Linked DNA regions of Homo sapiens: region 2 is linked to region 1. Evidence: chromatin loops called from intact Hi-C (ENCODE). Cell type or tissue: Calu3. All regions are shown on one strand. Region 1 has its middle 160 kb from the start of AIPL1. Region 2 has its middle 22 kb from the start of AIPL1.

The links. A loop is a pair of places that touch in the nucleus more often than their neighbours do. Peaks named below come from ENCODE experiments on the same cell type or tissue, not always from the same donor. Only the 100,000 strongest peaks of a DNase experiment are listed, where the experiment ranks them.
Region 2: it touches region 1 in a loop (9-fold over the local background); 9 of 110 quality-filtered maps call a loop at or near these places.

What each region holds. Positions count from the first base shown.
Region 1 is chr17:6,277,007-6,282,006 of GRCh38, forward strand. No RefSeq gene overlaps it. Among named protein-coding and RNA genes, the nearest start is that of AIPL1, 160 kb to the right of the region's middle. In Calu3, no CTCF peak of the experiment used is centred here; a DNase peak (open chromatin) is centred at 2,895.
Region 2 is chr17:6,410,790-6,415,789 of GRCh38, forward strand. No RefSeq gene overlaps it. Among named protein-coding and RNA genes, the nearest start is that of AIPL1, 22 kb to the right of the region's middle. In Calu3, a CTCF peak has its summit at 2,415 (motif pointing left); no DNase peak of the experiment used is centred here.

The DNA of each region.
Region 1 (5,000 bases):
TGGTCCAGTCTTGGCCTCCAATGGAGACCGCTTGGGTGAAAAGCCTGGCTCTGCCACTGTCTGGTGGTGGAGCCCCACACAAGCTTCTTAACTTCCCTTGGCCTCCCTTTCCTCATCTGTAAAATGGAGATGATGGACGTGATACTTACCTCCTAGGGATATTGGGATTTTAAAAATCCACTTGTGTGAAGTGCTAAGCTGTGGGCCTGCCCAAAAGCAGGTGTTTGTAATTACTGCAGTCGTGCCTGCCAGCCAGTTTCACTCCTCCTCCTCACTGGCACTGCTGCAATTCAGAACAGCCTTGCCCATGGATGCTCACCTGGACAGTGGGACCTTCCCACACCCCCTGCCTCCAGGGCCTCCTCTCCATCCCAGCCTCCTTGCCAGCTGCCAGAGGGTGGCTTACAAGGCCTGCTGCTTCCCTGGCCCCTTAGCATAGAGTCCTCCCTGCTGGGCACGGTACTCACAGCTTTTGCATAATCTGGCCCAAACACGCACCTCCAGCTTCACCTCCTTCCGCACCCACTCCATTCTCTAGCTGCTCTGAGCCGGCTTCCTGCTCCCTAAAGCCCATGTCCATCACATCTTTGTTCATTCACTTGCACCACACTCACATCTTAGAGTGTTTCCTCCCCATTACCTCTGTCACCCTGGAAAACTCCAAAGGTGCTTTCAACCCTGATTGCTCCATCTGCCACCCCAGTCTCTCGTGAGTGGCTCCTTGGCCTCCTTTTCCTGTTATATTCCCACCTTCTCCTGTTCACATACCACATTTTAGCAACACCAACTGCTCACAGGCTTCCCTGGTTTGGGCTGATGAGTAAGAGCTACTGTGGGTAGAGTTTCCCAGGGTGGGAATCCCAAGAGATGTGGAACCCTCAGTCCACACTCTTTAGCCCTAGAGGCCCAACAAGTTGGGACCAAAGGACTGAATCACCTTTTTCCTTCTAATGAGCCCTTTCCAGGGATTTTTTTTTTTTTCAGAGTTTCACTCTGTCACCCAGGCTGGAGTGCATTGGTGCAATCTCGGCTCACTGCAACCTCCGCCTCCCAGGTTCAAGCAACTCTCCTGCCTCAGCCTCCCGAGTAGCTGGGATTACAGATGCACACCACCAGGCCCAGCTAATTTTTGTATTTTTAGTAGAGATGGGGTTTCATCACGTTGGCCAGGCTGATCTTGAACTCCTGACCTCAAGTGATCCACCTGCCTCGGCCTCCCAAACTGCTGGGATTACAGGCGTGAGCCACAGTGCCCGGCCTCCAGCTTATTTTTATGCATATGCTTTCATTTTTAATTTTGTTGAGAAATTTTAAAGATACAGGAAAAACATAAAATCAGCACCCCATATGCACCTACTTATCCACCATGCAGAACTGACAATTTGTTCATGTTACTTGCTTTGTCTTCCTTTTTAGAAATTTATAAAATTTAAATCACATATGTATTATGACATGACAGCCAGACTCAAAGTCTCTTTCTTCCTCATTCCTAATTCTATTTTCTTTCATCCTGCCAAGGCAAACATGATCATGAATTAAATGTGCACTTCTCTGGTTCCATTTTTAAACTTTGGCATAGACACAGAAACCCCTGATAATTCGTAGTATTGCTTCGTGTGTGTTGATCAGCATAAGGGGTAGAATTTCAACATAACCTTCTTCTCTGCTTTCTGCAACACACTCTTCTCATTCAACATGATCGTCTTGAGATTTATCCATATTGCTGCGTGAATCTAGCACATTCCTTTAATTGCTTTTAATTTTATTTTATGAATAGACTCCATTTTATTCAGTTACTCCTCTGATTGCCTGAAATCTAAGTTGTTTCCCTTTTTTTTTTTGTCATTAATTAGTGCTGCAGTAAATACCCTTGCACACCCCTGGGGGGGTTTCTCTAAGGTGGAAACCTAGATGTGGAATTGCTGGTCTTAGCTTTCGTTGCATTTTCAGTGTGGCTGGATATTGCCAAACTCCTCTGCAAAGTGGCTGTGCTAATTCTCACTACTACCAGCAATGTCTGAGTGTGTCTATTTGCAGGAGGCCCTCATTTTATAGGAGAGAAACTGAGGCTCAGACCAGGCAATGGAATTGCCCAAGATCCTGCAGCTAGTCAGTGGTGGAGCCTCGATTAGGACTTGGGCTCTGGACACCACACAAAGGAATGAACTTCCAGAAACATCCTCCTTTTGCCCAGCCAGAGTCAAATTAATGACAAATCTTCCCTTGACCTCTGTCTGATCGGTCTTTGTCCAACCTTGGGAAACACTTGTATTAGTTTCTACTTTGCTAAGAAAGAAAAAAAAAACTCATAATAAAAGTTACTGGCTAATAACAAGTATCTTGTGTCATGGAAATTTTGCATATATTCTTCAACAATAAAAATGAAAACATGTTTTCCTTTAGTAAAGGAATTTCTGTTCTACTGCACTTATCACCCCTGGGAAGGAAATCTGATGTACCTTGACTCTATTTTATGACCATCTTGGAGAACAGCGATGTTGTCAATGGAAGCATGAAGAAACTATAGGAATAAAATTAGACAGAGATGGAGACAATGATACTAAAATAAATATCATTTGAAATTGGATTTTGTGGTAACAGCACAGCAGTCGTCACTGGGAGCGTGAAGGTCACGCGTCAGACATGGAGAACACCAGGCCCTGGTGCCAAAACATTTTGCTTCCAAAAGCATGGTCCTCCCTGGACTGCTTTCAAGGTTGCCTTTACCTGTAACACCTCCATCCACACAAGGCACGGTCAGTGCAGAAACACGTGACAAGGCTGACACACAAAGATGGGCGAGTCGGGGCACGGGGAAGGAAGTTCACCTGTCAGGCCAAACTCAGATCACAGCCGCCAGGTGAGCCACTGGGTGGTGCCAGAAAGGTTCCTGCAGATGTCCTGGCAGAGAAAGGTGGAGAAAGATCCCCGCCTAGTGGAACAGACAGTGGTCAGGAGATAAGGGAGATCCCAACACTAGTTACTTGTTTATTGCCTCTCCCATCTACCAGACTTTTTCTTTTCTTTTTCTTTTTCTTTTTCTTTTTCCTTTTTTTTTTTTTTTTTTTTTGTGAGATGGAGTTTTGCTCTGTCACCAGGCTGGAGTGCAGTGGTGCAATCTCAGCTCACTGCAACCTCCGCCTCCCGGGTTCAAGCTATTCTCCTGCCTCAGGCTCCCGAGTAGCTGGGACTATAGGCTCCTGCTGCCATGCCCAGCTAGTTTTTTGCATTTTAGTAGAGATGGGGTTTCACCATGTTTCCTAGGCTGGTCTCGATCTCCTGACGTCGTGATCCGCCCGCTTCAGCCTCCCAAAGTGCAGGCATTACAGGCGTGAGCCACCCACACTCAGCCTACCAGACTTTAAACTTCTTGACAGCTATAGCTTTTTCTCTGATTATCTTAATATTTCCAAAGTTTAGAAATGTTCCTAACACATAGTAGGTACTCAATAAATGTTAGTTTTTGAGTCAATGACTGAATGAATCCTGGGAACATCATCCCCAGCCAAGCCAGAGCTCAGCTTGTCCAGGCTGCAGCAGACTATCTGGCAGTAGATCACCCAACCCAGTCCAGCCTTGAAGAACCCCTCCCACCAGATTCCCCCTCCATGAAGCCTCTTCTAGTTGCTCCAGGGGGGCTCTCTAGTCTTTTTTAAAAAATATCCTGCTTCCTTCAGAGTAAGCCCCATACAATCAGGCAAGTATTCCTGGAGTTCTCTTGGCAACTTCCTCTCCCCGTGGTACATCAGTCACCAAAGCCCTCTCCACTCCACCTTCCAAGTCCCCTTCCCCTGCCTTAGGCCAAATCCCATCTTCTCAGCCAGTCTCCCTGACTTCAGACCTACTACCTTGTAGCAGGCAGTTTTCACTTGGTTATGCTGCAGTAACAAACAACCTCTCAGTTTCAGAATCTTGCAACAGCAAGATCTAGTTGCAACTCTCCTGCACTGGCGGGATCCAGGATTCAGGCTGGAGCAACAGTCTCTGTCTGAGACATGCCATTTTCCTAGCAAGAAAAGGCGAGAGAGCAGCACAAAAATGCAATGCCTCTGTGGTGGTTTTAAAATCTTTTTTACAAATGTTTTTATACTCCTTGCTTCGAGAGGTGGAGTTTAATTCTCCTCCCCTTGAGTATAAGTTGGAGTTAGTGACCCACTTATAATTACCAGCCCATAGCAGAACTGCTGGTGTGTAGTCTCTGAAAATAGGTCATAAAAGCACTGTGGCTCATTCTTGGATCTTGGAGCACTGCTCTGGGGCAGGCCAGCTGCCATGTCACTAGGACACTCGGCATCTTTATGGAGGAGACGTTGTGGTGAGGGACGGAGGCCTCCTGCCAACAGCCAGCACTACTGGCTATGTGAGGGAGCCACCTTGGAAGCAGATCCTCCAGCCCCAGTCAAGTCTTCGGATGACTGTGGCCCAACTGATATCTTGGCTGAAACCTCAAGGGTGACTGAGCCAGAACCAACCGGCAATGCTCCTCCTAGACTCCTTTCCCAGAGAAACTGTGTGAGATAATAAATATTTATTGTGTTGGGCCACTATGTTTAAGGGTAATTCATTATGCAGCAGTAGATAACTAACACAGCCTTTTAAAGCTTCTGGTCAGAATTGGTGTATGTCACTCTACTCTCATTTAATTGGCCAAAACAGATCACAAGATCAGCCTGGCATCAAATACCTATGGAAACATTGCAAGTCATAGAGGAATGGGTAAGGAAATATAGCCTGCTTACAGGAAGAGGGAGTGAATGGTTAAGCACAATAGTAGAGTTCACCATATCCTACCCCAATTCGTCCTGTTCCTTCTCCCACCATAAAACACAAAGTTGACCATATCAGCTTCCGTTCTTAAAACACTTTAGTGGCTCTTCGATGCCTCCAGCACAAAGTGTTACCTCTTCCATCAATCCTTCCAGGCTTCCATGTTCTTCCTCTGCCTCAGTGCCACCCTCTATCAGCTTGTGACTCTATCCTGTGCTCTGATTTGTCTGTTC
Region 2 (5,000 bases), 130 kb after region 1:
GGCGTGACCAAGTGAAAAGTCTTTTTTTTTTTTTTTTGAGATGGGGTCTCGCTCTGACACCCAGGCTGGAGTGCAGTAGTGCCATCTCGGCTCACTGCAAGCTCCACCTCCTGGGTTCACACCATTCTCCTGCCTCAGCCTCCCAAGTAGCTGGGACTACAGGCGCCCGCCACCACGCCCAGCTAATTTTATGTATTTTTAGTAGACACGGGGTTTCACTGCACTAGCCAGGATGGTCTTGATCTCCTGACCTCGTGATCCGCCCACCTCCGCCTCCCAAAGTACTGGGATTATAGGCGTGAGCCATCGCGCCCAGCCAAAAGTCTTAAAATGGGGAGATCATCCTGGATTATCTGGGTGGGCCCAGTGTAACCACAAGGCTCCTTATAAGACGGAGGCAGAAGGCCGAGCGTGGTAGCTCATGCCTGTAATCCCAACACTTTGGGAGGCAGGGGCGGGCCGATCACCTGAGGTCAGGAGTTCGAGACCAGCCTGGCCAACATGGTGAAACCCCATCTCTACTAAAAATACAAAAATTAGCTGGGCATGGTGGTGGGTGCCTGTAATCCCAGCTACTTGGGAGGCTGAGGCAGGATAATCGCTTGAACCCAGGAGGCAGAGATGGCAGTGAGCTGAGATTGCACCACTGCACCCCAGCCTGGATGACAAGAGCAAAACTCCATCTCAAAAAAAGAAAAAAAGGAGGCAGAAGAGTCAGAGAAGGACATGTGACAACAGAAACAGGCTGGAGTGATGTGGCCATGAGCCAAGACATGCAGGAGCCTCTAGAAGCTGGGAAAGGCAAGGAACGAATTCCCCGCTAGAGCCTCCAGAAGGAATGCAATCCTACCAACAGGACTAAAGTCAACCAATCATTGATTCCAGTCCCATGTGACCCATTTCAGATTTCTGAACTCCAGAACTGTAAGATAATAAATGTGGGTTTGTAGATTTGTTATAGTAGCAATAAGAAACCAGCGCAGGCCGGGCGCAATGGCTCACGACTGTAATCCTAGCACTTTGGGAACCCAAGGCGGGCAGATCACCTGAGGCCTCAGGAGTTCAAGACCAGCCTGAGTAATATGATAAAACCCCATCTCTACTAAAAACACAAAATTAGCCGGGTGTAGTGGTGCATGCCTGTAATCCCAGCTACTCGGGAAGTTGAGGCAGGAGAATCCCTTGAACTGAGGAGGCAGAGGTTGCAGTGAGCCGAGATCATGCCATTGCACTCCAGACTCGGCAACAAGAGTGAAACTCCATAGAGAGAAAGACAAGAAAGAAAGAAAGAAAGAAAGAAAGAAAGAAAGAAAGAAAGAAAGAAAGAAAGAAAGAAAGAAAGAAAGAAAGAAGAAGGAAGGAAGGAAGGAAGGAAAGAAAGAGAGAGGAAGGAAGGGAAGGGAGAGAGAAAGAAGGAAGGAGAGAGAAGAAAGAGAGAGAGAAGAAAGAGAGAGAAGAAAGAGAGAGAGAAGAAAGAAAAGAGAAAGAAAGAAAGAGAAAGAAAGAAAGAGAAAAGAAAAGAATGAACTAGTGCAGGGAGAGCGGGTGCAGAGGGCTGCCTGACAGATCAGCGTATTAAACAGTCAGGACAGAAGACCCCCACCTACACAAGGAAGAAAGCTGGGGGAACAAAAGCCCTGACCCCACTCTCCTCCAGCCCCCAATCTCCTACAGGGGCTTCCAATGGGAAGAACCCACTGGAAGCCAGAGGGAGCCATCGGCGTATCACCCACAGGATCATCTTCCAGAGCAGGGTGCAGGAAGGAGGGTGGAGAGTGGATTGAAGAGACCAACGGGAGACAACCAGCACAGTACGGCAGCTTGACCAAACTCTTTGCTGGCTAACATATTAATTATCAAAGAGGAAGGGGCTACATGGGAGTCTTGAACCGGGTCCCAAGAAGGAGGAGCAGGACACCTGTACTCCAGCTGGAAATTAAGACTCACCCTACCCTCAGGACAGAATCCAAGAAGACAGACACAGATCTGGGGCACAGTGGACGGAAATCCCCCAGAACTTCCTGGGAAAGGGGTCCTTCAAGAGCCTAACAGCCATGCTGGAGGCCAGCCAGTAGGGTGACCAACCCAGAGACCACCACCCCTCATCCTATCTTAACCACCCAATCCCAGTCCTGGCCATCCCTCCTCAATGCCATGCCCTTCACGGATGAGATTCTGCTGGGTACAGAGAAAAGCCCAGGGTTCCAGGCATCAGTTGGGGTGGTCATTGCTCCTAGTTTGGGCTCTGGCCAGCTGATACTGTCCAGTGTCAGATCTGGACATCCTCAGGCCCTGCCATCAGAAACTAACATTTCACAGATCAGCTTAGCTCAAACACAGCCTCACCACTAGCCAATATGGGGACTGCAAATTAGAAAAAGCTACCCCCTTCCTCAAAACACTTTCCTGCCATCTATTGGGAACTTGTAGTAACTACACATATCTAAGATAGATGACAATGAAATTGAGGAGTAGGGGGTGGAGACAGTGCTGGAATTGTTCAATGCACAACCTGCACAACTGTAAGTGGCTGCCATTCCCAAACTTCCTCCACCACATTACAGGACTTCTGCTGCACCAGCATCTTACATGGGCCTCTTCTCTTCCAATGCTGCTCTCTTGCCGAAACTATTACAGCAGTCTCCAAATTGATCTCCCCCTTTCAATGCAACCTTACACCTGCCACAGAGACATCTTTCTAGAATATTCATCTGATCATTTCCCTTGCCAGTGGAAGCTTTTCAGAGGCCCCTCCCTGGCATTCAAGGTCCCCTGGATCTGGTCCTGTTCAATCTTGGCAGCCTTTTCTCCCATGACTCTTGTCCTATACAGGTACATACTGGCCTCCACCTGGGCTCTCTCTGAGCCCTACCCTGGCCGCAGACTCACCCCATATTCAGTGCCTGCTCTGGCCTTCAACCCATGTCCCAGGCAGGACAAATCCCAGGTCGGGTGCCAATAGCCCCCTCCCAAGTGAGGGCTGTGGCAAGCTGGGACAATATGAGATGCCACTGTGGTCTAACTTCAACTCCCAGCCTCCGTGTCCCAGCTGTGCCCTTACACTTCTTATCTCTTCTCCTGTCTGGGCCGCTCCCATTCATCAGGGACAATGAGCCCCATCTGCAGAGGCTGAGTATCCTTCTTGAGTCCCACCCACTGGCTCCTGGCCCCCCTCAGACTCCCACAGGTGGAAGAAGGAGTTTCCCAATAGTAAGAAGGGCCAGTCCCCAGGTGCGCTGTCTCCAGGCTGGGCAGGAGTGGCAGCAGGGACCAGGCTGCAGTGTTCTGAGGACCATCAGTAATTCCTCTTGCTCAGAGACAAGGGCAAGCTCAGTGCCTCTGTTCCAATTACCCAGAGAGAGGCTCACTGTGGCTACATAATTAATACTCTAATTGGGGGTCACTCTAACTCCAACAGTCCTTCAGGGAGTGTTGGGAGGTGGAGATATGACATAGGGGAAAGACAGGGAATGATGGGGTACATCCTGTCGCCCAGGCTGGACATCCCTGGGGTTGCAGACGCTGGCCCTGGGAGGGCCATTCCCCAGTGTGGGAGGGGCTGGCAGAACAGGGCCAACCCGTGGTGTTCAGGGCTCAGGAAAATGTTATGAAATACACATCTATATCAGAAATTTGAGTCACCCCAAATTCAGCATGTCCCACCACCATGCTGGCTGCTTAGTCTTGCACAATCCCGTGAAAGAAATACCACCCCAGCCAACAGGGGCAACCTGCTCTCTAGGCTTCCCTTCTGGAACCAGGGTCCCGCCACAGGGCTCTGGGATGGCCCCATGGGTATGCACCCTGGCTCTCCCCATCTAGTAGACCCCACAGTTGAAGGTGGGAAGGGGTTAGAGGGATAGAGGATAAGACAGTGCCCCTAAGAACAGGGACCAAACCAGGACTATTTTGGGTTGAATCGTGTCCTCCTCCCAAAAGATGTGTTGAAGTCCTAACCCCTAGAACCTCAGAGTGTGATCTTATTTAGAAACAGGGTCTTTGAAGAGATAATCCAGTTAAAATGAGATCATTTGGGGGCAGGTGCTAATGCAATATAAGTGTCCTTATAAAAAGAAGGAGTTTGGGCACAAAGACAGTCACGGAAGGAAGACAATGTAAGCAGACACAGGGCGAAGATGGCCATCTACAAGCCACGGCCTGAAGCTACCGGAAGACAGGAGAGAGGCCAGGGCAGACCCTTCCCTGGGGTCTTCAGAGCCCTGGCGACACCTTGATTTCAGACTTCCCATCTCCATTGCTGCGAGACAAGAAGCTTCTTAGTGTGTGGCTCTGTGACTGAAGCCCTAGGGCACTATGACAAGGGCCCACCCATGTCTCAGTCTGGTCTTGGGGCTCCCTGGCCAGAGGGCACTAGGACCCCTGTCCAGGCTCAGGCAACTAGAAAAGGCATTTAGAAAATGCCAAGAAAGGGCCGGGCGCGGTGGTGCACGCCCGTAATCCCAGCACTTTGGGAGGCCGAGGCGAGCGAATCAACTAAGGTCAGGAGTTCGAGACCAGCCTGACCAACATGGTGAAACCCCATCTCTACTAAAAATACAAACATTAGCTGGGCGTGGTGTCAGGTGCCTGTAATCCCAGCTACTCAGGAGGCTAAGGCAGGAGAGTCACTTGAACCTGGGATGCAGAGGTTGTGGTGAGCCGAGATCGCGCCACTGCACTCCAGCCTGGGCGACAAGAATGAAACTTCGTCTCAGAAAAAAAGAAAAGTAAAGAAAATGCCAAGGAAGACTTTCCAAAGTGCGGGGGGCCCCTGAGGCCCAGGCCCAGGGAAGGACGCCCCGGCCTTGGTCTAAGGATGGTAAAGGGTCTGGCAATATTTCAGCAAAGAAAGTGACATTGGCATGAATGGGGCCTCGTGCCCACCTCCAGGGATGGTTCTCACCCACTATCCCCTGGAACTTCCGATCCTTTGGGGGGCAAACCTGACAGTTAGCAAAAAGACCCACCTTTCCGCAGCCTCACCTGGGACCATGGTAAGC